4 separate regions of the Homo sapiens genome follow, and regions 2, 3 and 4 are each linked to region 1. A link is a loop called in an ENCODE intact Hi-C map of the cell type or tissue named here. Cell type or tissue: ascending aorta. All regions are shown on one strand. Region 1 overlaps TBCE (tubulin folding cofactor E). Region 2 overlaps ARID4B (AT-rich interaction domain 4B). Region 3 has its middle 7.7 kb from the start of TARBP1. Region 4 has its middle 23 kb from the start of SNORA14B.

Evidence for each region. A loop is a pair of places that touch in the nucleus more often than their neighbours do. Peaks named below come from ENCODE experiments on the same cell type or tissue, not always from the same donor. Only the 100,000 strongest peaks of a DNase experiment are listed, where the experiment ranks them.
Region 2: it touches region 1 in a loop (8-fold over the local background); 100 of 110 quality-filtered maps call a loop at or near these places.
Region 3: it touches region 1 in a loop (4-fold over the local background); 41 of 110 quality-filtered maps call a loop at or near these places.
Region 4: it touches region 1 in a loop (5-fold over the local background); 73 of 110 quality-filtered maps call a loop at or near these places.

What each region holds. Positions count from the first base shown.
Region 1 is chr1:235,414,264-235,419,263 of GRCh38, forward strand. It overlaps TBCE (tubulin folding cofactor E), which reads left to right. Exons shown (of 17, transcript NM_003193.5): 4 at 170-355. Among named protein-coding and RNA genes, the nearest start is that of TBCE, 49 kb to the left of the region's middle. In ascending aorta, CTCF peaks have their summits at 1,238 (motif pointing left) and 3,030; DNase peaks (open chromatin) are centred at 1,238 and 3,028; H3K27ac peaks cover 309 bases.
Region 2 is chr1:235,250,392-235,255,391 of GRCh38, forward strand. ARID4B (AT-rich interaction domain 4B) reads right to left here. Exons shown (of 24, transcript NM_016374.6): 6 at 2,339-2,418. Among named protein-coding and RNA genes, the nearest start is that of MIR4753, 63 kb to the left of the region's middle. RefSeq lists an enhancer at 2,883-3,177. In ascending aorta, a CTCF peak has its summit at 2,970 (motif pointing right); a DNase peak (open chromatin) is centred at 2,980.
Region 3 is chr1:234,484,419-234,489,418 of GRCh38, forward strand. No RefSeq gene overlaps it. Among named protein-coding and RNA genes, the nearest start is that of TARBP1, 7.7 kb to the left of the region's middle. RefSeq lists a silencer at 2,632-2,721 and an enhancer at 4,145-4,204. In ascending aorta, a CTCF peak has its summit at 2,718; a DNase peak (open chromatin) is centred at 2,705; H3K4me3 peaks cover 541 bases.
Region 4 is chr1:235,102,021-235,107,020 of GRCh38, forward strand. No RefSeq gene overlaps it. Among named protein-coding and RNA genes, the nearest start is that of SNORA14B, 23 kb to the right of the region's middle. RefSeq lists a silencer at 2,260-2,429 and an enhancer at 3,050-3,189. In ascending aorta, a CTCF peak has its summit at 2,328 (motif pointing right); a DNase peak (open chromatin) is centred at 2,381; H3K4me3 peaks cover 584 bases.

The DNA.
Region 1 (5,000 bases):
TTTATGGTCAATCATACTGATTATATATTATTTTAGTATGTGATATTCTCTTTTATGCTAATTTTGATTTTTTAGCATGTAGAAATTTTTGAAGACCTTCAGAAAATTGTATTTATGGCCTTTCTTGGTGGGTAATATTTTCTGTGTTTCATTTGCTCTTCTTTACCAGGCACCCGACAGGAGGATCCTTTATTCGTCCGAACAAGGTAAATTTTGGAACAGACTTTCTTACTGCAATTAAGAACCGCTATGTGTTAGAAGATGGACCAGAGGAAGATAGAAAAGAGCAAATTGTTACAATTGGAAATAAACCTGTGGAGACTATCGGTTTTGACTCTATTATGAAACAGCAAAGGTAAGTGGAGTTTATAACGGCAGAGCTGACTTTTATGGTTTTATTAAGGTTCAGAATTGAAATACCCATGACTGTATATGGATGCTCATGACTTTGCTCCTAAACTGGTTTATGGTTCCACAGAAACGGAATCAAAATCTGAGGAATCCAAGAATTATTTAGGGAAATTAAAATTCTTATGTTAGCACAGGATTGGTAGATTTATCCAGTTTGCAATTGAAATATTTATTGGCCCATTATTACTATTCACATCATATTATCTCGTGTTGACTAAGTAACCAAGGCTGACGTTTGGGTTCTTTTCTATTTCATGGTGATGATGGTAAGTTGGGAATGGAAACAGCAGTCTGAATTGTTCCCTATGCCGTGGAGCGTGCTGGTGCCGTCTGTTAATAGTAGGGAGTAGTTCTCACCTCGGGCTGCACATCTTCATCACCTGGGGAGCTGTGGAACATGCGGCATCCTTGGTCCCATCCCAGATCTGCTCAATCACAATTTTGGGATATGGGCTCTAATGCATTTTATTGTATTGTATTGTATTGTATTTTTATTTTTATACAGACAGGATCTTGCTATGTTGCCCAGGCTGGTCTTGAACTCTTGGGCTCAAGTGATCCTTGGCTTCCCAAAGCACTGGGGATTACAGGGATTAAGCACCCGGCCTTAAAATAATGCCCTTTAAAACTGCTGCACAAGAACATTCTCTTTTCTCTGAAACTGTATATTGTGACTTTGTACAAGGAGGCTTTCTAGTCATTCCAGTGAACTGCTTGAATCAAAGAGAGAGAAAGATAGTATTTACACAAAACCAGTCATGGCTGCACAAGAACTGGCCAGGCCTTGCAGCTTCCTACTGTGGTGAGTGACTTGGACGAGGCATCTGGGTAAGGACCCCTGGTGGCCACTGTGAGGATAAATTTGTGGCCACTTGGAGGCCTGCAATATATTTTCTTTCAGTCTCTAAAAGAATTAAGCTATAGTTCTGTCCAAAGTAAATTTCTTTACTATCTTTTGTTATTGTTGTTATTAATAAAAGTGCACATGGGGACAATGTGGAAAATAAATACATTTCTTGGTACATCTACTCTTTAGCATACATGGCCCCCATTAAAAAAAACTCAGAATAAATCAAGAGTTTTAGAAAAAGGAACAAATGGACTGTTCTTTATAAAACAAGATACCTTTATTGTTGAGAATTTAGAAATTACAGATTGAACAAAAAAGTATCATGATTAATGCCACCACTTAGATATAAGTATCGTAAACGGGCTGGGTGCGGTGGCTTATGCTTGTCATCTTAGCACTTTTGGAGGCCGAGGCAGTTGGATCACTTAAGGCCAGGAATTTGAGACTAGCCTGGCCAACATGGTGAAACCCTGTCTCTACTAAAAATACAAACAATTAGCTGGGTGTGGTGGTACGCACCTGTAGTCCCAGCTGCTTGGGAGGCTGAGGCAAGAGAATCGCTTGAACCTGGGAGGTGGACGTTGCAGTGAGCCGAGATCATGCCGCTGCACTCCAGCCTGGGTGACAGAATGAGACTCTGTCTCAAAAAAAAAAAAAAAAAAGAAAAAAAAGACGTAACTATCATGAACAGTTTTTACTGTTTACCCTACTGATTTACTTGGATTTAAAGAACTACATGCTTCATAGGGTTAGAGTTCTTTGCTTTATTTTTTCCCATTTAAAATACAAATAGCCTGGGCAACATGGCAAAACCCTGTCTCTACAAAAAAAATAAATAAATAAATGCAAAAATTAGCTGGGTGTAGTGGTGCGTGCCTATAGTCCCAACTATTTGGGAAGCTGAGGTGGGAAGATCACCTGAACCCAGAAGGTCAAGGCTGCAGTGAGACATGATTGCACCACTGCACTCCAGCCTAGGTGACATAGTGAGACCTTGTCTCAAATGACACACAAACCAAAAAAAAAAAACCCCAAATATTTACATATCTCTTACCCAAAGGAAGCATTTTTTTAATTGGTTAATCTCTTTCTGAGAATATTAACAAATTGCAAATGGATTTTCGTCCCCTAGTTTATGAACAGCTATGTAACTCATGAATTTTTCTGTAAATGACCCTACTACTTGAGTATCATTGCATTTAATCATTAGCTAGTGTCTTTCTTGATTGAAAAGGTAAAATTTTAGAGATTCTGGAGTAATCTCATATGTTGGCTGGAGATTAGTCAATTCAGAAATTATGAGACAGCTTGGTGGAATGCAGCCAGTGTTGGAGTTAGGCTGGGTTCAGCCGCCAGCTAAGGCACTTTTGGCTCTGACAGAAGTTAGAGATAGCTGCTTATTGTTTCTAAGCCTCAGTTTCCTCAGTTACAACATAAAACCTAAGATATAAGTGCTGTTGTGAATAACAAATGAGATCCTACAATTAATGATAGCTGTCAGTTAGGAGTTGAAACCTCTACTTTAAGCCATTGTCTTATCTCATCAATAAAATCCAGCTGACCAGCTTTGAGATCGTACCACTAAGAAGAGACTTACTCAATAAAGGAATCAAAAACAAATTAAAAAATCCATTATGTATGGTTTCTCTTGGAGATGGCTTTGGCTCTGGAGTGATGCTTGGACTGAGATCTGAGTCCTCATGCTTAGTGCCAAGTTGACCTGGCAAAGAAGGCTATTTTAAATTTTAGGGGGAAGGAGCGACATCTGTCGGACACAGTGCAAACTACAGTTTGAAGTAGTTGCCTGTTTCATGAGATTCCTGTAGTTCTTTTCAATGATGTCATAAGCCTACAAAGCTGGCTTTTGGGCAATTGCCGCGATAAAACACAAGTATTTATGTACATCTATCATGCATCAATAGAAATATTTGTTTTATAAAAAAGCAAGTATCTCTTAAATCAGTGTGGAACTGGAAATGGAATTGGTGGCGTCCAGTCTGATTCCAGGGTTTGGGAAGTTGGGCAGTGCCCAGCAGACACTGAGTTGACAGGACATAAGTAATGATTAAGTTGTTTGGCCCTAACTACGTACTTAATTGGAACTGTGAGGTATTTATTTTGGCCTAAGTACCATGAAAAAAATTACTGAAACCCTAAGGACCGTGTGGCCTGAGAAAGTTTGGGACCCTCTAACCTTGAATTCTGCTGCTGCCTTTTGTACCCTGGTTTTTCTTTCTTTTTTTTGTTGTTGTTTCTTGTTTTTTGTTTTGAGACAGAGTTTCACTCTTGTTACCCAGGCTGGAGCGCAATGGTGTGATCTCGGCTCACTGCAACCTCCACCCTCCCGGGTTCAAGCGATTCCCCTGTCTCAGCCTCCTGAGTAGTCGGGATTACAGGTGCCCCCCACTATGCCAGGCTAATTTTTGTTATTTTTTTTAGTAGAGACAGGGTTTCACCATGTTGGCCAGGCTGGTCTCGAACTCCTGACCCCAGGTGATCCGCCCACCTTGGCCTCCCAAAGTGCTGGGATTACAGGCATAAGCCACTGCCCCCGGCCATGTATTTGTTCTTCTGTGACTGGCTTATTTCACCTAGCATAATACACTCAAGGTTCATCCACATTGCGGCATATGTCAGAATTTCCTTCCTTTTTTTTAAGTTCGCACAATATTGCATTGTATATGTGTGCCACGTTTTGTTTATCCTTTCATTTGTTGATGGACACTTGGGTTGCTTCCACCTCTTGACTACCAGGAATAATGCTGCTGTGAACTTGTGCATATACCGTGGCCTTTTAGAGATGTGAAGTCTGAGGCACAGAGGTGCTAATTCACTTCTCCAAAGCCAAAGGAGATGGTGGAATTGGGATTTGAACCCAGGTGGTCTGGTTCCAGATTCTGTGTTCTTAGACATTATGTATGCGGATTCTTTTCATGAATAGAAAGCACAAGATTCTCTACACTTAACAAATGGCTGCCGGAAGTATCTGGTCATGCTGAAGCTGGGTGCGCTCTCTAGGAAGTACCTTAGGGAGGCTTTTACATGTGAGTGCGAGAAGCACTCCATAGCATGTACTTCTGCGTGGTTGGGAACAATCTAAATGTCAGCAGAAGAGTATGTACATTCCTTGTGGTCTGTTCATATAACAAACGCTGTAAGGTGTGAAGATGAATGTCCTGGAGCTCCATGTGTCACCGTAGTGAAATCTCACCACTGAACAATAGACTGTTGAGGAAAAAGTCAGGTGCAGAAGGCTCTGCGGAGTAGAATACCATTTATATCAAGTTTCAGAATATTAAAAAATGCTGTAATTGTTTAGGGATATGGAAATATATGGTAAAAATATTAAGAAATGCTTAAGATTAAATAAACACCAAATGTAGTATAAGGCCCTGGGGAGGGCCGGGCGTGGTGGCTCACGCCTGTAATCCCAGCACTTTGGGAGGCGGAGGTGGGTGGATCACTTGAGGTCAGGAGTTCGAGACCAGTCTGGCCAACATGGTGAAACCCCGTCTCTACTAAAAACACAAAAATTAGCCAGGTGTGGTAGCAAGCGCCTGTAATCCCAGCTACTGGGGAGGCTGAGGCAGGAGAATCACCTGAACCTGGGAGGGAGAGGTTGCAGTGAGTCTAGATTGTGCCACTGCACTCCAGCCTGGGCAACACAACGAGACTCTGGCTAAAAAGCAAAAAGAAAAGTTTACCTCTGGGAGTAGAGGGAGAATTGTGTTTGGAGAGG
Region 2 (5,000 bases), 160 kb before region 1:
ACATACAGATGGTAGATTAAATTCCCCTATTGGGTGCACTCTGGACCACATCTTCACAGGGCTTAATATACTCAAATTTTAAAATATGTTTGATTGTTTGATTAATGCTTTTTCTCCTCCAACGGAGAGTAAGTATCCAAGGATAAGTTCCATGTTTACATGGCTTGGTTTGATTAATGCTTTTTCTCCTCCAACAGGGAGTAAGTACCCAAAGATAAGTTCCATGTTTACATGGGTTGGCTTAACCTTTGTCCCGGTACCTAGCACTACACAGCTCCGGGCACATGGGAAGGGAATTGAAGAATCACACACCAGTATTCTAATTTCCTTCTAGCAAAACATAAATTAGAAGTACACACCTGCACAGACACACTAAAACTGAACCTCCTTGAAGATATGAAGGATACATAGCCACTTGTTCATATTACCTTCAGCATTTAACTTACAACTGTCTTATGAACCATTCCAACTGAAAATTCTCCTGGTTAAAAAAAATAATATTTTGGCTATTTCTCTAGACTAAAAAAATAAAATGCAGACCTTCACTTAACAGGAGAAAAACCATGTCTTCAAGTCCTCATACTCACTGACTGTACGGAAATGAAATTAAAATAATTCCACGAACTCAGGGAGAATTCTGTACTTTATCACTATACTTGCCCCAAAGCTGTCTGTATTTATTGTATGTAAACCTTCAGTTTATTCCACACATATTTATTGAAGGCTTTTGTGTAGAAATTGCTAGGAAAAGGGGGGCCTATCAAGTGAGGAAAGAAAGGATATTCCCCTAAAACAGCTTAAAATCTTACAGCAAAAATGAGAAAAGTTAAAAAAAAAAAAAGGTCCTAAAACAAGAATAAGCAAGAGAAGTGCAAAACGACCAATTTGGGTAGAGAGCTCACGAAAGACATAGAGGAGGAAGCATTTATAATGGCCTTCAACATAAGTGAGATTCCAACAAGAGGAAAGGAGTCAATAAAGGAAAGTATGGACCATAGTCTGAAAATACCAAGCAGTCTAATAAGGCAGAAGTACAGGGAAGTGGTTGAATATGAGACTAAAGGGATAGGCTGGAATTATAATACAGAGAACCTGTCCAAATTCTAAATTTAAGTGGGAATTCAATCATTAAGAGAAGCAAAAATTTTTCAAAACAAAAACATAAAGTCTAATAGGTTAATAAGTAATATTAAAATATCCCCAAAGAAACACTATTCCAAATAGTGTTTAAGTAATAACACTACTAAATAAGTAATATTAAAGTAATATTAAAGTAATAAATAATAACAAATAAGTAATATTAATTAGTAATATTAAAATATCCCCAAAGAAACACTATTCCAAATAGTGAGTAGAGAAAAGAAATAGCTCGGCCACACTGTGTATCAATGAATATCTGTAGACTGGATTAGAGAACGTAACACCATTTAGAGCAACATCTACCTTTTAAATTCTGAATTGCAAGCGAGTTAGTTACAAAACTTTGTGAACCCTCTGCTCTTAGTAACATCTTTCAATTTAAGGATATGGCTTTGGTGCTAGAAAGTGCTGGTTAGAAAACCAGCTCTAGCTATCCATTTCCTAATCTGAAAGTTGGGGATAATAATAGTAACTACCTCATAATGTTGCAAATACAATAATGTATGTAAAGCACTTAGCAAAATCCCTGGCAATTATAAGCACCTCATCTATTCATCCAACTAACACTTATGAAGTTCATACTCTGCATCAGGCACTGTTACAGCAACTAGGAACAAAGCCATGAAGAAGATATACAAAGTCTCTGACCGTGTGACACATTCTAGTGAGGAAGGCAGACAATAAATAATTATGTACTCATATTTTGATGTTAGGGAATAAGACCTAAATCAATCTGAAAGGATGATAAGGAATGGAAGGGACAATTTTAGGAAGGGCAGTCAGGCAAGAGGAAAGGGCATAATAATATCAGCTAATAGCAGTAGCAGTAGTTAAAGACTGTTGTATCTACACATCCTTTAACTACGACAAGGATCAAGTAGATTACAAATCAGAAATCTGTTTTCTAGTTATTTACAAATTTTAAGTCTGTTTAAAAACTGCCTAAAGATAATAATTAAAGCCCATTGTATTTTCTCTGTGGACAAATACTGAAACACTTTACATAGACAAAAAAGAAGACAGAACCTGGTGCTCAAACACAGGGCCTTAAACAGGCTTCACAGATTACATCATAAGGGTATTGTGTATTAATGAACTTTCCTGATTAGGAAGTAGGTTTACTGAGTTGAGAAAGCAAAAATTTATTCCTCCCAATAAAAAATATTAAGACATGTTCATTTGTTAAATGATGACTTACTTCACTTTCAGCAAAATGCCTCTCTCCTTTCAGGCACAGTGAAGATCGTCTCAGTGTCTTCTCATCTCCGTCATCAAAAACTATGAGAGGGGGTAAAAATGGAAGCTACTGAAGGATTTTTTCAAAGATCAAAGAGATGACATGTATTACAATTTTCTGAGTGCAAACAGATCTACTATTTAAGACTACATTTGGAATTCAATTCACATTTTATGTTTTCTAGTGAGTAACTTCAAATATAGAGTTATTAAAGTAACTTTTCCAATTTCTAGTGAAAAAGAAACAACATATATGAAATGAAAACATCTTGTATAAAACAGGATATACCAAATAAAAATAAGAAGTTGGTATTTCAAGAGGAAAACATTTAAATGCTAATTAACTCTTCTCAAAATGGTAAAGAAATGACAAGTTTTCCTACTGACAGATATTGACAGATTTACCTAAGAAAGATTACAAGTATATGCAATCAGACTGCCCCTTTAAAAAAATAACTGTATTTTCATTATTTAAAGTAGGGTTTCTCACCCTTAGCACTGTCACTAGTGACATACTGCACCAGAAAATTCTCTGTTGTGGCAGGCTTGTCCTGTGCACTGCAGGATATTTAGCAGCACTCCTGGCCTCTACCCACTAGATGTCAGTAGCACCCCCTTCCCAGCTGTGACAACCTAAAATGTCTCCAGCTCCAGGCATTGCCAAATGTTCCCTGGGGGTAAATTCATCCCAGTTGAAAACTAGCGACTTAAAATACTAAAATGTCTATTAAAAGGTGATGGAAGTGTTAAGCAACTTGGCTGCAGTAATTACTTCACAATATATTTGCCTATCAAATCATCATGTTACATATACATTTATATGATTTTGTCAATTATATCTCAATAAAGTAGGGGAAAAATTTTAATAAAAATAAAGTACTTAAAGCACCCCAGCAAAACCACCATAAGTTAACAGATATGGAATGTATGACTATTTGTATTATATGCATAAATCTGTGATATACATAAATAATTTAGGGATATGCTACATTCCTTAGAAATCATGGGAAGACAGTAACTCTGTTTTAAATAATGTTACCAGATCTCTATTTTAGAAATTACATTTTCTGCCTACCTACTAAAATTAGATACTCTTCTTTCCTTTTCTTTTTCTGATGCTCAACAGGATCTCACGTTTATTGAGAAATGATTAATGGTTAAAAGAAAGCCAATACCCTTTCCTTACTGGCTGAACTAAAATTAGATTCTTATACGTTACATAACAAGTTACATTATGTGAAACTGGATAAATAATTTTCAGTACATCTTTAAATGATGTAACTAAAATATACAACATAAGTGTCACATTTAGTAGACTATTACAACCAATCACCATCTAGACTTCCTACATAGAATTGCTCACAGTCTTCTCACTTACATAAAGTCAAATATTTCCTTATGTCTCAAAATCAAATAATTTTCCCTCTATTTTCACCAGGTTTTATTCTCACACCAAAGAAGTATAAACAAAACTCACCTATTCTATCTGAAAGTTCTATCAAACTCTGAAATCACGAAAGACATTTTACTAGGTGTTTACTTTCATCTCTGAGGTCATTAAATGGTAAGAATTGTTACCTTTAATAAATAATACTGGAATAAATGGCTACCAATCTAGGACAAATACTTTTTAATCATTATTTTAGAATGTTGGAAAAAATACATACTACTGTAGGTGAAATAAAAATCTGTTTGTAAAACAAAAATAAAAATAAATTTAAAAAGTATAAAAAATTTGAAGAATACATTAGAAAATAGATTTATAACACTGATGGAAGGCTTTAAGATTCAAAACTAAAATTACAAAATAAAAGGTGACCATACAAAAACTGACTACATGAAAATTAAAAGCAGAGACAAGAATAAAGCAACAGGAGAAATATATTTATAACTGAAGTAGTAAACAGTTAATATCCAAAATATATAAAGAACACATATACCAAAACTAATAAGAAAAAGATAAATCATCTCAAGAGAAAAAGGGAAAGAATAAAAGAGCCAGCAACTCAAAACGGAGAAAACACAAATGAAATTATGTTCCTTTCAATAAACATATGAAAAGATGTTCAATCTCACTAGTAATCATGGGAAGGGCATACTGAAACAAAACTGAGATACTACTTTATGTCCAAATTAGCAAAAAATTTTTTTAAATGACATAAAATCTGACAAGGATTGAGAAAACAGACAGTGTCTTTTAGGAAGGCAGTTTTCATTAACTACTAAAGTTTTTGGAGTATATTTTTCTTCAACCTCTATTTCTCAGTATGTACACTAAAGAAATACTAGGATACAGTAGGTATCCTAATTAAGTACCTAATTAGGTAAAAAAGACATTCAATCCAGCATTTATTGTAATAGTAAGAAAACTGGAAACCTCATCAGTAAGAAAAAATAAACTAGCACATCAACTATTATAAAATACACTACTACTTTGTTTCCTGCTGGGAGCTAGATAGATAGATAGATAGATAGATAGATAGATAGATAGATAGATATATATCTCTCTCTCTCTCTCTCTATATATATATATACACAGTTAAAAGACATTTCTATTATAAAACAACATGAATATCCTTAACATTACTGAACTATAAACTTAAAAATAGGTAAGATTGGGGAAA
Region 3 (5,000 bases), 930 kb before region 1:
GGCTGTGGTATTTTCTGCAATACCTCCAAAACATCCAGAAAGAAAAATATACAATTGCCACGTCCAGTGTACTGCCTGTAGAAATTCTAGATCATAGATGTCTAGCACATAGTAGGTACTCAGTAAATTATGGTTGTATGAATGGATGGAGGTGTAGTTTCTGCAACTACTTATGTGCCCCTTAAGAACTGGGATTTTGGCTGGGCGCGGTGGCTCATGCTTGTAATCCCAGCACTTTGGGAAGCTGAGGTGGGTGGATCATTTGAGGTCAAGAGTTCGAGACCAGCCTGCCCAACATGGTGAAACCCCATCTCTACTAAAAGTACAAAAACTTAGCCAGGCATGGTGGCATGCGCCTGTAGTCCCAGCTACTCTGGAGGCTGAGGCAGGAGAATCCCTTGGACCTGGAGGCGGAGGTTGCAGTGAGCTGAGATTACCCCACTGCACTCCAGCCTGGGCGACAGAGTGAGACTCCATCTCAAAAAAAAAAAAAAAAAAAAAATACCCCCCCCCCGCAAAAAAATTGGGATTTGGTTTTAATTCATTTGTATACTAAATATCAACATTATTACCAGAAGCATGTTAGTTACTCAATAAGTACTTAACCTGGATGAATAAAAATTCAGCATTTTATAGTGATAGAATTCTAAGTTAATCAGCTGGAAAATTTCTAGTGACATAATTACCCTTGAAACATGAACATTTGCAAGCTGAAATCGTTGTGGCCTGGTTCAACATGAAACAATACGCAGCTTTGATACACAGAGGCGATCCAGCGTGTGAACAGCCAGCTACCCCTCCGCATCCTCATGGAGATGAATAGTTGCATTGGAAGCCATATGTGAATAGGATTTAGAATAGTTTTCTTTCCTCATTCCTTGCAATTTTCCTGCTTCATCCATAGATGAATTAGGGTCGTGACTGTTATTTTAACATCAAAAGCAGGTGTACTATGGATGAGTGTCTGAGTTTTCCTCCCTTTAAAGTAGTAGAGTTTAGTTACTTCAGTCTAGCTCACGTATCCCTTACACCAGGGGTCCCTAACCCCTGGGCCATGAACCGCTACCCCTCCGTGACCTGTTAGGAACCAGGCTGCACAGGAGAAGGTGAGCTGCAGGCGAGTGGGCATTATCACCTGAGCTCCGCCTCCTATCAAATCAGCAGCGGCCTTAGATTGTCTTACCACCTGAGCTCCGCCTCCTATCAAATCAGCAGCCACCCCCACCTTCCCGGCTCCATGGAAAAATTGTCTTCCACGAAACCTGGTCCCTGGTGCCAAAAAGGTTGAGGACTGCTGCCGTACACCCAAAGTCAGCCGCATCCTCTGTTTCCTCGGGCAACAAATATGTACAGTTTTTAAAAAGAGGCCTGTGCTCTGGGCACGGTGGCTCATGCCTGTAATCCCAGCACTTTGTGAGGCCGAGGCATGCGGATCACCTGAGGTCAGGAGTTCGAGATCAGCCTGACCAATATAATGAAACCCCGTCTCTACTAAAAATACAAAAATTAGCCGTTCATGGTGGCATGCACCTGTAATCCCAGCTACTCGGGAGGCTGAGACAGGAGACTCGCTTGAACCCAGGAGGCGGAGGTTGCAGGGAGCCAAGATCGCGCCATTGCACTTCAGCCTGGGCAACAAGAGCAAAACTCCGTCTCAAAAATAAAAATCAAATCAAATCAAATCAAATAAAAAAGAAGCCTGTGCTTTTGTCATCCTGGATGGGAACGTCCAGCAGGGGCCTCCGAGAAGTCATTTTCTGCCCTGAGATCCCTCCTCCACCTCTGCATCCCACAGCTCTGACTACACTGGTTCCAACAAACTTAGAATGTAGAGGTGTTATTGACTACACCTTATATTTTAAAACTCACCATAAGGTGTCTAAAAATGGCTTTTTATTTCCTTCTGATCTGAAATGGTGCACCTATAGATGTGATTGCTCTGCTGCATCTCTGACTTTAATTCTGACTCTTCTCACTTTCCCAACTTGAAATGGACACTGCTTCCTTCTTAGTAAGGGTAATGGAGAAAGGAGCAAGAGTAAAAGGGAAATAGAAAGCATAAGTCAGGGAAGCTGATCCAGATAAATGTTCTTTCAAATGTCTCCTTCCTTCACGAGTGTTTGCATGGGGCCAGCCATGGTGGCTCTTGCCTGTAATCCCAGCACTGTGAGGCAGAAGCAGGAAGATCCCTTGAGGCCAGGAATTTGAGGCCAGCCTGGGCAACATAGGGAGACCCTGTCTCTACCCCAAAAAAAGAAAGCTGGGTGTGGTGGTATGTGCCCGTAGTCCCAGCTACTTGGGAGCCTGAGGCAAAAGGATCACTTGAGCCCAGGAGATTGAGGCTGCAGTGAGCTGTGATTACACCACTGCATTCCAGCCTGGGTAACAGAGTGAGACCCTGTCTCTACAAAAAAGAAAAAGAGCATTTGCATGGACTCACTGTTTGGGATTTTCAAGGCACACACTGCAGGTGCTTAACAGTCTTTTGTAATACCATGAGGGAAGCACTGGGCAAGGGCGCCATGGCACTGTGAGGGCTATAGGACTACGTAATGAATGATAACAATGTTGACCTGAGAGAGGTACACAGAGCTCCAACCCCACTGAAAAGATGCTTCTTAAATGCACAAATCTTGCATGCGTTCATGGTCCAGAATGCACAGGCAGTTGCATAACCAAAAACTAGCATCTGTTCAGAAGCTGACATTTCTCTGGACATTAGATGGTGCTGTTGTCAGCGCAGTGTGCTTTTTCCATCCTTTCAACTAAATGTTCATAGTTGCAAAGTGGAAAACAAGTATAAAAAGAAAGGAAATAGCAATTACATAGCAAGACTTCAGCTATAGCTTTCAGCTGTTTACGTCTAAGGCTCTAAGAAAGGGAAGGAGATTCTTGATAGGCTCTGTCTGAAATTTTTGCCTTCTGATGTTCCCCCGAAAGCCCTCAGAGAACCTCCGTGGAAAAATGCAGCTGCAGAATCATTAACACGTTTATGTTAAGTGCGATATCTAGAAAACTCAAATTCCCAGTGAGGATCTGTGGCAGACACCATTCATTATTAACCCCACAACCATCCTCCCTTCTCCCTCGCTGTCAAACCCTCATTTTTCTCAGGATGGCAACATACTGGCCCTTGGCCAATGGCTTATGTTTAGGCAGCAAACAGGACAAGCCTGTTCCCTGCTTCTCCAACCATCATTACAAGTCGGGCAATGGGTGCTCTCTGTGTCCTAGTCTTGGACAATGAGACATAAGCAGCAGTCTGCTAGGGATGTGTCTGGGAAAGCTTTTGCTTCTGATAAAAGGAAAGAAACCATTGTTGCCACAGTTCTCCTCTGTTCCTTCCTGCCTGATCACAGAGTGCTCTCTGGACCTATAGCTGCCAACTTGAACCCATGAGAGAACAAGCACGAGATGACAAACACCACAAGAAAAGTCGCAGGGGAGAAAACGCAGAGGGAACCTGGGTTCCTTGAAGCCATTCAACCAATGCTAGCAAATATCTATTTCTTGATAGTCTATAATATGAGAAAAATAAGTCCCTGTTTGTTCAAGCTTCCCTTGTTGAGTTTTCTATATTTCTCTCTGGTACAGGACTCCCACCCAGTTGCTTATCATTTAGTCCTGCTAGCTCCATTAGTTTTGACCACCTCCCGCTTTCCAGGGTTAGGGGCCTCTTCCTAACGGATTGCCACCATCATTTCTGCCTTGAAACTGACATTCACTGTTGCCCAGACTTGATCGTTTAGACCTATAAAGAAACAGAAACCAACAAGTAGAATCACCAGAAATCTTTAATCACTGGGAGACACATGTTCATACTGAATGCCTGGGCCTCACCCCAGACCAATTCATCTAGAAACTCTGAGTACAGGGCACAATCATCTATACATTTTTTTAAGGTTCCACAAGTGGATTGAGAACTGCTGGTCTTACTCATACGTTCCCCACTCACATGGCAGATATGCATAATAAATTGCCAAGGAAAGGAGGGAAAATAGTTAAGTATTGGGATAAGCCATCCTTTCAACATTCAGCAAATCATTCCATTATATATAGATACTGTCTCACCTTGGCTTGGTCGGCCTTGCTCTTTGGCTGATGGACATAAAGAGAAGCACGGACTACTTAGAGGTTCACTGGACTAACCAAAGGGAGGAAAGGGTGGCCCGCCCAATCTCATGGTGTCTCCAAGACCATGTTCATATCATACTGACTGCTTCTGTGTGTGTCGCCTGAGACTCCAGTAAAACTGCTATGAACAATTGGAGTCACCAAATTTCCCATCAGTTTGTCTTTTAAACACAATCTAAAAGCATTTTAAAAAGAAAAAAAAAGTTCTTATTTCTGCTACTAGCTACTTTCATTTCCTTTTTTTTTTTTTGCTTTTCTGCAAACAAACCAAAAAAAAGCCTATGCTTAAGTGGGCTGCACCGTGTCAGTATCTGTAAGGTAATCCATGGAGGCTCCTTCTGGTCCTGGGTCTGGCTTCTTTAGTCTTCAGTCAAATCCATAAGGGTTTGGCAGGCAGAGAATGCAGGATTAAGCCTGCCCATCCAGCCTGCTTCTGAGGCAAAATCAGAATTCTCAGGCTCTCTGCCACTGTCAGAATCGCTCACTCTTCTGCTTCTGACAGAGGAAAGAGATGGCAATAGATTCAGTCACACAAGGATTCCTGTTAAATGATGAATTGTGATGCCATAGAAGGCCGCACATCACTGCGGGGAGAAGTCAAAGCCCAGGGAGTTCTCGCCAGTGTGAGCACGCCAGAGGGGCCTTTAATAGCTGCATTTGCAATAAAGAAGGAGGTGAAATCCATTACCGGCTGTCTTTATTTTGCTAGCCCACTGATAAGCGATTGAAGTCTAGAGAAAGCGCTTCCAAGCACGTTTTACCTGCTCCATTTAGCCAGAGACTTGGACATATCAGGCCAATCAAATCATCACCAATAGCAGGAGCTACGGAGGTACTAATAGCTTTTCCTGGAATACTGGGAATTC
Region 4 (5,000 bases), 310 kb before region 1:
ACACCAAATTCCCTCCAGGAAACTATCCTTCTCCTACTCTTAGCCCGTGTGCTTGGGACAGAGGGTTCCAACTCCATCTCAGGAGTGACGCATGTGAGATGGGTGTGAGTCAAGCAGTTCTGCCAGCTGCCTTGCCACAGTGCTTCAATTTTAGGCAGATCTATGAGCCAACTGGAGCCAAAGAGACGCAAAGAACAGTTTGTCAGGAATCACAGGATAGAAATTGTTGCCACTAGACTTGAAATTGGAAGGACATGAGTCTGAAGCTACCACAGCTGTATTGGGACCAGGAGGGAAGCATCTGCCCAAAACTACAGCCCAATCAAGAGGTGAGACCTGAAGGATGAAGAGAGAGAAAGAAACCAGATCCAGCTGTACCTGAAGCCCACCCTGCTGTCAAACAACAAAGTCCCCTTCTGCTTCAGTTTGCCTGGGTCTATAAGCATGGACAAAACACCTTACTTTGCTTTCTCTTACTCTATGAAGGGTACGTGGTTATGGCCAAATATGTAAAAAATACAGGAAAGTATAAGTAAGAAAAATCCGGCCGGGCTCAGTGGTTCATGCCTGTAATCCCAGCACTTTGGGAGGCCAAGGCAGGCAGATCACAAGGTCAGGAATTCGAGACCAGCCTGGGCAATATGGTGAAACCCCGTCTCTCCTAAAAATACAAAAATTGGCTGGGCGCTGTGGCTCATGCCTGTAATCCCAGCACTTTGGTAGGCTGAGATGGGCGGATCACCTGAGGTCAGGAGTTTGAGACCAGCCTGGCCAATATGGTGAAACCTCGTCTCTACTAAATACAAAAATTAGCCAGGCGTGGTGGCAGGCACCTGTAGTCCCAGCTACTGGGGAGGCTGAGGCAGGAGAATCACTTGAACCTGGGAGGCAGAGGTTGCAGTGAGCTGAGATCACGCCACTGCACTCCAGCCTGGGCGACAGGGTGAGACTCCATCTCAAAAAAAAAAAAAAAAAAAATCCATCCATAACCCCATAACCTAGAGATAATGATCAAAGTGAACTTATTGTTCCTAAAATTTACTTTGAAGACAGGAAAACCACCACTCATGAGCACCTTCAAGCATGTCAGTAACCCAAAACCAGATCCCTTCACAAGTTTCTCCATTTAAGCCGCACGACAGGAGTTTGTAGCTCATTTCTGTTTAGCTGTAGAGAGTAGTTCTAGCAGGCTTTTGACTTAGATTTAAGGATTTTTTTTTCTCCTCCCACATTCAGAAGCCATAAATCTGTACTCCAGGAAGCCAGAGGCATAGTATGAGGAGACAATCCCTATTCTGGGCTTGGCCCAGAATCAAACGCCTTTTTGCTAGAACAGCTGAGCTGGCTGAGGGAGCCGCCTGTCTCAGAGGAGCAGCTGGCATTTCAGGTGTGCCTTTTTTTTTTTTTTAATTATACTTTAAGTTCTAGGGTACATGTGCACAACGTGCAGGTTTGTTACATATGTATACATGTGCCGTGTTGGTGTGCTGCACCCATTAACTCGTCATTTACATTAGGTATATCTCCTATGCTATCCCTCCCCCCTCCCCCCACCCCAGGTGAAACCCAGTCTCTACTAGAAATACAAAAATTAGCTGGGCGTGGTGGCTCGTGCCTGTAGTCCCAACTACTTGGGAGGCTGAGACACAAGAATCCCTGGAACCCAGGAGGCGGAGGCTGCAGTGAGCCGAGATCGCGCCACTGCACTCCAGCCTGGGCGACAGAGCGAGATTCCGTCTCAAAAAAAGGAAAAAAAAAAAAAAAGAAGATATTCTCATGCCCTTTGGAAATGAGGCACCTAAGCCTCAGAGAAGTTAAGTGCCCCAGTACGCTGCACATTTAGAACTCAAACCCAAGCCCCTGCTTCTAAAAACCGTGTTCGTTCCGCCACCCCACAGCTGCCCCTCTATTTTTGTAGGGTGATTCTACAGAACTGGGAAGGTAAGGAGTTGTAGAAACCCTCTGCCACATTTTATTCTTTGCCTTTCGTAGAAAAAGATCATACTTACGTTGCTTTGACTCACTCTGAAGATTAACCTGGAATTGCGTCTCTTCTTGGACAAGTCAGAAGTCCTTTCAACTATCCTTTTCAATTATCTTCTCCTGTCTGGTAGTTTCCCATCTAGAATTTTAATTCACGAAGACTGGAAACAGGACTTCACAAAATGTCATCCTGGCACATTTTCCAGGAGGAACGGTTTTATTTATAAACAAATAATCGGAGCATTTTCATTTCGCTATGATGATCGCTGTAATTGGCAGAATCACAGTCGCGCTGGGGCTCGAGGCTCCCGGAGGCCGGGGGGTAGGCACGGCGCGGACGCACCCTAGGATCGCCGCCAGAGGGCGCCAGCGCGCTCCTTCGCGTCTGCTGCTGCCCTGATGAAAACGCTCACAGCGCACGCGGTACAGACGGAGCAAATCCTATGAACTTCTCCAGCCCAGTTTAGAACAAGGGAAAGGGGAGCGCGCGGTACCGGCTGTCCACTCCGCGGTCCTCCTGGCTCAAGTCACCCTGAGTCTTCCCCCAGCTGACAAAGGCGATCGGACGCACAGCCAGGACCCAGAACCGTGGATGGATCCACTTTGCCAATATATTGAAAAAACTGATGCCATGTTGAGAGAAGAGAGAAATCTATTTTTGTAAGAAATGTTACTTTACACATACTTTGCTGATTTTTTATCTCAAAAAACCCAAGACCTGGTGTAGTGTCCAGTAACTCAGTTGCCTGGAGCCCTATGCAATGAGACTGAATTTCCATGGGGCCCGGTTAGTAGCTTTAAATCATTTTCAGGCAAGGCGTACACACACACACACACACACACACACACACACACACACACACACACACGTATATACACAGAGAGAGAGAGAGCTCACCTGGTACTTCTCTTTCGTTTCATGGTGACACATTACAGTGCACACAACTTGACCAGCTTACAGGTGCTAGAAATGGAAGTCTGAGGCTGACAACTCAAGGGTGTGTGTGTCAGGGGCAACAGCTCCGTAGATGGGTATTATTAACTATAATTACACCAACCCAGCCTCTTTTGAAAATTGATCAGAGATGCTTTTTCTTGTCTTGATGAGTAGGTCGGAGTAATTATCATTTGCACTGGGAAATAATACCATTGGTTCTAGGGCTGATGTCTGCAAAGCTGGCTTCACTGTTTCTTGGACTTGTCTTTCATCACATACCTCAAGTCTCTCTGAGAAAGAAACTAATTCACTATTGTTTCTCCGCTGTGGGAGAGGAAGGCTGTGGGTAGGGAGTAAACTATAACCGAGATGTACACTTACTGTATTTCATGGTGGTTAGTGCCCTGGAACCAACGTTTTTGTTTCGTTTTTCAAATGCAACAGTCTGACAGGTTTTACTAATACTAGCCCTCATCTGGCTTTTACTGAGGTGTCTGTCTCGTGTTACAAACCATTCTGTGTACTGAGGATACAGCAGTGAAAAACAGTTAAAAAAAAAAAAAAAAAAAAAAAAGCCAGGCGCAGTGGCTCAAGCCTGTAATCCCAGCACTTTGGGAGGCCAAGAAGGGCCGATCACTTGAGGTTGTGAGTTCAAAGCCAGCCTCACCAACATGGTGAAACCCTGTCTCTACTAAAAATACAAAAATGTATTTGTACATGGTGGCACATGCCTGTAGTCGCAGCCACTCGGGAGGCTGAGACAGGAGAATTGCTTGAAGCTGGGAGGCTGATGTTGCAGTGAGCCAAGATCGCACCACTGCACTCCAGACTGGGCGACAGGGCAAAACTCCCTCTCCAAATAAAAAAGCTCTAAGTAATCAAATAACCAAGTAATTAATTACCCAAAGTCAGTCAGCAAATGAGTCAGAATTCAAGCCACAATAGCTATTATTCACACTAGTCACTCCTAAATTTTTTTATTTAGTGACAGTGTTTAAATTGAGCTAAGAATGTCTAACAGTATCTGAGTAGCTAAAGATTTGGAAAGTCTTGTCTTCTGCCATCCAACATTTGGTAAAGACATGGTTATTTTAGCCAGCATCCTTTTTTTTTTTTTTTTTTTTTTTGTATTGTTTTGTTGGAGAGAGTTTCACTCTTGTCGCCCAGGCTGGAGTGCAATGGCTCACTGCAACCTCCAACTCCCAGGTTCAAACAGTTCTCCTGCCTCAGCTTCCCAAGTAACTGGGATTACAGGCATGTACCACCACGCCCAGCTAATTTTTGTATTATTAGTAGAGACGGGGTTTCACCATGTTGGACAGGCTGGTCTCAAACTCCTGACGTCAGGTGATCCGCCCACTTTAGCCTCCCAAAGTGCTGGGATTAAAGGCATGAGCCACTGTGCCTGGCCTCTTTTTCTGAATATAAGTGAATTTTAAAAATCTGTCACCTGTGAAAGTAGACTAAATTCCAAGTCGTCAAAGTTCTGAATAAGCTGCCTACCTGGACTGCTGATCTGTAGTTCATCTAGCTCAAGGGAAAGCTAAGAAACAAAACAATCCTGTCTTTTAAAAAGGTTTGGGAAAAGCAGGGTATAGACGGGGCCACAGAGCACCCTTAAATGTTGAACTATAATGACACCTAAGTCATCCCTGTATTTGGCAAGTTTCCATGAAAGGGTGGTTCAAAATGACTCTTAATTATGTTTTTGGGTTTTTTCTAAAAGGCCATCTCAGAATTTTTTTTTTTTTTTTTTTTAGTTTGAAAGCAGCCTGTCCAACATGGTGAAACCTCATCTCTACTAAAAACACACAAAAAATTAACCAGGCATGGAGGTGCACACCTGTAATCCCAGCTACTCGGGAGGCTGAAGCAGGAGAATCGCTTGAACCCGGGAGGAGGAGGCTGCAGTGAGCCAAGGTTGTGCCACTGCACTCCAGCCTGGGCGACAGAGCAGACTGTCTCAAAAAAACAAAACAAAAACCTTTATGAATGCTCTTCAATGGCTGCCAGGTTTGCTTTTTTTTGGCATTTTGTTGTTAGGTTAGGAGGCTATCAAGAAATATGCAGAAAGCTAAAT